Regions from separate parts of the Mus musculus genome. Here region 2 is linked to region 1. The links are chromatin loops, found by intact Hi-C in ENCODE. Cell type or tissue: heart. All regions are shown on one strand. Each heading gives the region's core, and the rest is flanking DNA. Links, peaks and the distances in the headings are about the cores only. Region 1 has its middle 2.1 kb from the start of Gm33641. Region 2 holds the start of Prkci (protein kinase C, iota).

The links. Hi-C counts contacts between places; a loop is a spot of excess contacts. Peaks named below come from ENCODE experiments on the same cell type or tissue, not always from the same donor. Only the 100,000 strongest peaks of a DNase experiment are listed, where the experiment ranks them.
Region 2: it touches region 1 in a loop (4-fold over the local background); 5 of 42 quality-filtered maps call a loop at or near these places.

The regions. Positions count from the first base shown.
Region 1 is chr3:31,055,959-31,058,875 of GRCm38, reverse strand. No RefSeq gene overlaps it. Among named protein-coding and RNA genes, the nearest start is that of Gm33641, 2.1 kb to the left of the region's middle. In heart, for the core only: CTCF peaks have their summits at 1,400 (motif pointing left), 2,108 (motif pointing left) and 2,772 (motif pointing left); DNase peaks (open chromatin) are centred at 1,405, 1,885 and 2,515; H3K4me3 peaks cover 1,322 bases; H3K27ac peaks cover 1,216 bases.
Region 2 is chr3:30,994,302-30,997,218 of GRCm38, reverse strand. Prkci (protein kinase C, iota) reads right to left here and starts at 1,448. Exons shown (of 18, transcript NM_008857.3): 1 at 1,134-1,448. The coding sequence starts at 1,234. In heart, for the core only: a CTCF peak has its summit at 1,296; DNase peaks (open chromatin) are centred at 1,458 and 1,778; H3K4me3 peaks cover 2,248 bases; H3K27ac peaks cover 2,141 bases.

The DNA of each region.
Region 1 (2,917 bases), core at 329-2,828:
ATGGAGTAAATCACCAGTTTGAATTGAGAAGCAGCAGAAATAATCATCAGCAGGGTTAGGAAGACAAATATCCTTTCTTGGCAGCTGGTTTAAACCATTTACCTCCACCCTCCACACCATCATCTCACATTTACCAACTAAGTTTTTTTTTTTTCGAGACAGGGCTTCTCTGTGTAGCCCTGGCTGTCCTGGAACTCACTTTGTAGACCAGGCTAGCCTCGAACTCAGAACTCTACCTGCCTCTGCCTCCTGAGTGCTGGGATTAAAGGCGTGTGCCACCACTGCCCGGCACTTACCTACTATTAACACAACCACTAGCGCGGTAGCCCAGTTGGCAAGTCACCGGGTAGGCAAGCCTGGCTGCCAAAGTTCTAGCCCTAAACACACAGTGAAGCAGAGAACCACCTCCTGCAGGCTGTTCTGACTGCTGCATGCACACCTCGGCATGCTCAAGCCCACACCTACGCACACACGCCTTAACGATTAAACATTTAAAACCCCAGCCAATGCTTCTAAAATCATGTGGGATTTTTTTTGGTAAGTTTTATATATATATAATGAGTGTGACTGTTTTATATATGTCCACCCCATGAATGGCAGGTACATAGGTGAGACAAGGGCGTCAGACCTCTTAGAACTGGGATTGCAAATGGTCATGAGCCACCATGTGGGTGCTGGGAACTGAACCCAGGTCCTCTGTAAGAGCGATGAGTGCTTTTAATCAGTGTCAGCTTAAGCCATATTGTTTTCATATGGTTGTTTAGTTGGTTATTTTTCTATCAGTCCCAGGGATTCAAATTAGGGCCTCACTATAGCCCCTGCTAAATCATGTTTATGAATGACAATCTGAGTGTCTGAATTTATAGGTTAAATCAATAAAGGACACCACTTTAATGTCCTGTAACGTTTGATATAACTAAGTTCCTGTGCACATTAATAACCGAGTCAACTTTAATTTTATTTGTATTTATTTATTTATATTGATTTGAGACAGGACCTCGTTTAACCAGACTGAGATTAGAGGTACCTGCTGTGGCTGCCTCTGCCCACCTTAGTTTCATTATCAACTAGAAATATTCTTCTTCATAGGAGAAACATGGCATACTTAAACCCTCACATATATTTCCTCACAAAGGAGGTTCTCACTCATAGTCCATAAAGATAACATAGAGTTACAGTACCTACAGAGGGAAAGAATCCTACTTAAGTCAAACTCCAAAATAACTTAGATTTCATTCTGAAGATCAATTTGTATAGTATATTGAGTCGATTAAAATCGAGACACAGATGAACACCGATAAAATCCTGAACTTCTTGGTCACTGGCTACTTGCGGGTGAGTTCAGACCGCTTCTGCAGGGTAACTCTGACCATCATTAGGCAAGAGACTGACCCCTAGTGGTGAGACATAGCATCATCATTCAGCCAACCAGGGCCAAAGTTGTCTGTCCCACTTCCGATCTCCTACAAGCCCAAACCACACTGCTAGGGAGAGACCATTTTAACCCAGGAAATACCTCCTACATAAACGCATGCGTATGCTTTAAAAAAAAATTCTAAATCAACTTTTCTGCAACACATTTGTTCATAGTATCAAACAAAAAATTCCTTAAAATTGCACTTTTCCAACTCCCGTAGAACTTATGTTGCCTCCTCTCAGACTTGCAGGGCCACAGTGGAGCGCCGATTTACACCTCCCCCTCCCCGCCCTCCCCCACACCAGAACCCCGCTGCTGCTGAGAAAAAACAGTTTTCACTCCTCCCTCCCTACACAGCAAAACATGGAACCTGCTAGAGCCGGAGGGATCTTCCACATTCCGCTCCGTGCCGCCGTGCCAGCAACTCTCACCGTAAATGTATCAAATGTATCTGTTTTCCACCTCGGCTGAAAAGCTTGCTTGCTTGTTTGTTTGTTTGTTTGTAGTGGGCAACAGTTAATGTGAACTCAAATTTCACCGTGCTAAGAATAAACGATAGGTGGGGGCTGGAGAGATGGCTCAGCGGTTAAGAGCGCTGACTGCTCTTCGGAAGGTCATGAGTTCAATTCCGGACATGGTGGCTCACAACCATCCATCCGTAACGAGATCTGACGCCCTCTTCTGGAGTGTCTGAAGACAGCTACGGTGTACTTACATATAATAAATAAATCTTAAAAAAAAAAAAAAAAGGTGTATTCAGCCATAAAACTTGGACATCTATGTCAATACTCTATCCCAAGGAGTAAAATGCTCTGTCGAACTTGACCTGGCTACTGTACTCATGCACCCGGTTGCTGTGGCTGCCTGCCGGTAAGACTTGCACAAAAATGAAACCAAATTCCAAAATGAATTGGGGCGCGCGTGCGCGCGGGGGGGGGGGGTTGCCTCAAGGTCCCACTCCTAGGGAAGGACCTACCGGCAGCTGGTGGTTGCTGAGGGAAGGGGGGTCATTTTTTAGCGTAGCTGCTGGTAGTTTGCTCTGTGGTCCTGTGGATGGCTCCAGAGCCCTGTGCACAGGGGCAGCTCTGATTGGCTATGAGTTATGAAGGGGAGGAAGACAAGTAGGGATCTAGCTGCAGCGAGGAGGGGGTCCAGTTAGAGCTGAGATGGAATATGGAGGGTGGATGAACAAAATACATTGTACAAACGCATGGAATTCTCAAATAAAAACAGTATATTTCGGGGGCTGGTGAGATGGCTCAGTGGGTAAGAGCACCCGACAGCTCTTCCGAAGGTCAGGAGTTCAAATCCCAGCAACCACATGGTGGCTTACAACCATCGGATCACAAGATCTGACTCCCTCTTCTGGAGTGTCTGAAGACAGCTACAGTGTACTTACATATAATAAATATTTAAAAAAAAAAAAAAACCAGTATATTCTAAAACCTCCCAATCAATGCACGAACTAAACTTTTAAGCTTAAAATAAGGAAAGTTTAGA
Region 2 (2,917 bases), core at 298-2,797, 62 kb after region 1:
TGACCATGAACCAAAATGCCTAAAGCAATTATTATGACAACTACCAACTTTTTAAAAATTTCAAAAAAAAAAAAAATTAGTGCGTTTGCGGAGACTATTTTAACCTCATTTTCTCTGTTTTAAGTGAAAAGAACATTGTCTACTGCAAATTCTACGAATTAGTCCCAAATCAGTCAATGTCAGAGGCTGGAAGATAACACACAAATCTAAGGCCTTACATGTACACATTAAGACATGTGCAGCTTCAGTTCTCTTGAAAGGAAAACAAGAAAGAACCGGGAAGGTCTGCTATCTTCACTGATCCCCTCAGGAATGTGAAAGCACGCACAGCTCTTTTAACCTTGTAGCACTTGAAGCTTTTAAAAGCAATTTATTTCTGCCTAGACAAGCAGAGAGGTCTTCTGTTAATCCCTGCTCTCCAGTCTTTATGCTCACGCTGGCCTTTCACCTCAGCAGAGATCCTAAATTATCTCAAACCACACACTGAAGTCAAAGGAGAGGAAGAACTTTATGATAAGTCACGATAGAAAATGATTTGGGCTATGCTCAGAACTGGATTACTTTTGGCAGAGACATTAGTTTAAACGTTTGGTAATCAAGTGGGGTAAAGATCGTTTCTAGAATTTAAAGCCTTGGCTTCTCACCTTTCGATAGCTCACCCTAACTTCCAAAATGTGGGTCAGCACATTTGCACCTTAATTCTGACCACCCAGGATCCAGTGCACATCCTATTAAAAAGTATCGACTTTGGTACTAACTCTAACACCTATAGCGGCTCTCTGACCATAGTCCAGACTTATTTCATGAACTCTCCCACGGCGAAGGATAGATGTAAACCTGATTTATAAGACGGAGGCTTCAGGCCTGTCTGCAATGAAAGGAGCCACCTAACGAAGCAGTCCAGGCTTGCGTGCCCACAGTAGTGAGTGAACAGAGGCTTCCCTCGAAATCTTCAATCCACCCAGTCCCGAAACAGTTGCAAATTTCTCCGTCAGCTGATTTGTCCTCCCCTCCGGTTGCGCCCACTCTCCTCCGCCGACTCCTGGCGACCTACACTCATACGTCCAGGGTGCCACCAACCGCACCTCTCGCCGCCCCCACGATCGCTCGGGTCCCTGACCGCCAACACTCACCCGCGGTAGTAGGCTTTCACCCGGACCTGGTGGGAATGGTCCCCGCCGCCGCCGCACGCGACCGTGTGGGACATGGTGCTGCTGTCCCTCTGGGTCGGCATCTCCTCACTCCCCCGCCTCGCCGCAGGAGGCCGAGGGGGCCGGGGCAGCGCCGGGCGCCGCGAGGGTCTCGGCCTCCCGAGCCTGTCGGGAAGCCGTGGCCGCCCGCCTCGCCGACCAACACGCCTAGCCCGCGGCGCGGAGCGAGCAAGGGGTCGCTTCGCCGCCAAGCCCGAGCCCCAGCGCTCCTCCCTCCGCCCGGCACAACACGCCTCCCGCCGCGGCTCCTCCCACCACGCTCGCTCCCAAGGCCGCATTCCGCGGCAGGGCGGGCTCAGGAGTCGCGGAGCCCCGGCGCTCTCATCCTCACGGGGGGGAGAAGAGGCTAGCAGAGGGAACAGAACCCACCAGCCTACTAACAGACGCTCTGAAATGGGAATATACTTGGATATTAATATAAGTAATTGTAAACCACGCCTTTAAATGGAAGGATTTCTACAAAACAACCTACAGAGCACCCACGCTCAAGGTTGCTTCCCCTATTTCTTCTATTTAGTCTCGTCCCAGCTAGCCCGCCACGCTTCCGGAATGTATTTGCTGCGCGGGATTCTGGGATTTGGAGTCCCGGTGGGATTCTGGGACTTGTTCCTTAAGTGTAGAGTGCCGCGTTTTCGATCTTGTGCTTCCCGGGAGTTGTAGGCATGGAAGTCCTGAAAACCGCTTGAGTATCTGAGGGCACTGGAAAGATGGCTTCGTCAAGATGTAGAATCTCCTTCCAATTAAATTCTCCATGTCAATTTCATTGATCATTGAAATTAAACAGTTCCCTTTTGGGGGAACAAGATTTGATTACCTGCTCAGCAAATCCTTTTCGGGGAGAATTTAATAATGTAGGTAGCAAAAGCATTAGTGAATGCAACGAAAGAAGAAACTCAATTGGGAGATACCACAGGAGAGAGACTTCTTCAAGGCCCTCAACCCGTGAATATTGCCATTCTATAGAAGAAAGTGCCCAGTGAATACTTAACTAGTGTGTCAGTTCATTAGCATTTATTTTACTTACACTAGTCTGGTCGAGAATTAGAAAAAAAAATCTGTCCGTGTAACTTACTTTCGGACTTCCTCAGATCTTGCCTGTATCACTTACTCTACCCTTAAGGTAGCTTGAATCTAGCCACCAGGTCAGCTCAGATAGCAACATGTGCAAATTGTTGAAATAAGCAAAGATATGGCTTTCTTTTTGTTATTGTTTGTTTGTTTTTGGTTGGTAAGAGGTTTTCTCTCTGTAGCTGTCCTTGAACTCATTCTGTCAGGCTAGACTCAAACTCAGAGATTCGCCTGCTAGTGCCTCCTGGGTCCTATTAAGGGCATGTGTCACCACTACCCAGCAGCTTTCTTTATAATCATACATTAGATTTGGTTGCTTGCTTTATCAGAGCTACTATGTGTGACACTTAGCTTGGTACTAGCTTCATCCAACGTCCACAAATTTGGAGTATATGAAAATTTCCACTAAATAACTTTTTTTTTTTTAACAATTAGAGGCTGCATCATCACGTTAAATATGGATTGATTGCTGATGGTCATTTTTTTTAATTATTATTTTATGTATGAGCACCACACACCGCCTGGTTCCTGCAGAGGTCAGAAAGGGGTGCCAGATACACTGGAACTGGAGTTTCAGATAGTTGTGCTGGGAATCAAACCCAGGTTCCCAGGAGGAACAGCCAGTGCCTTTAACTACT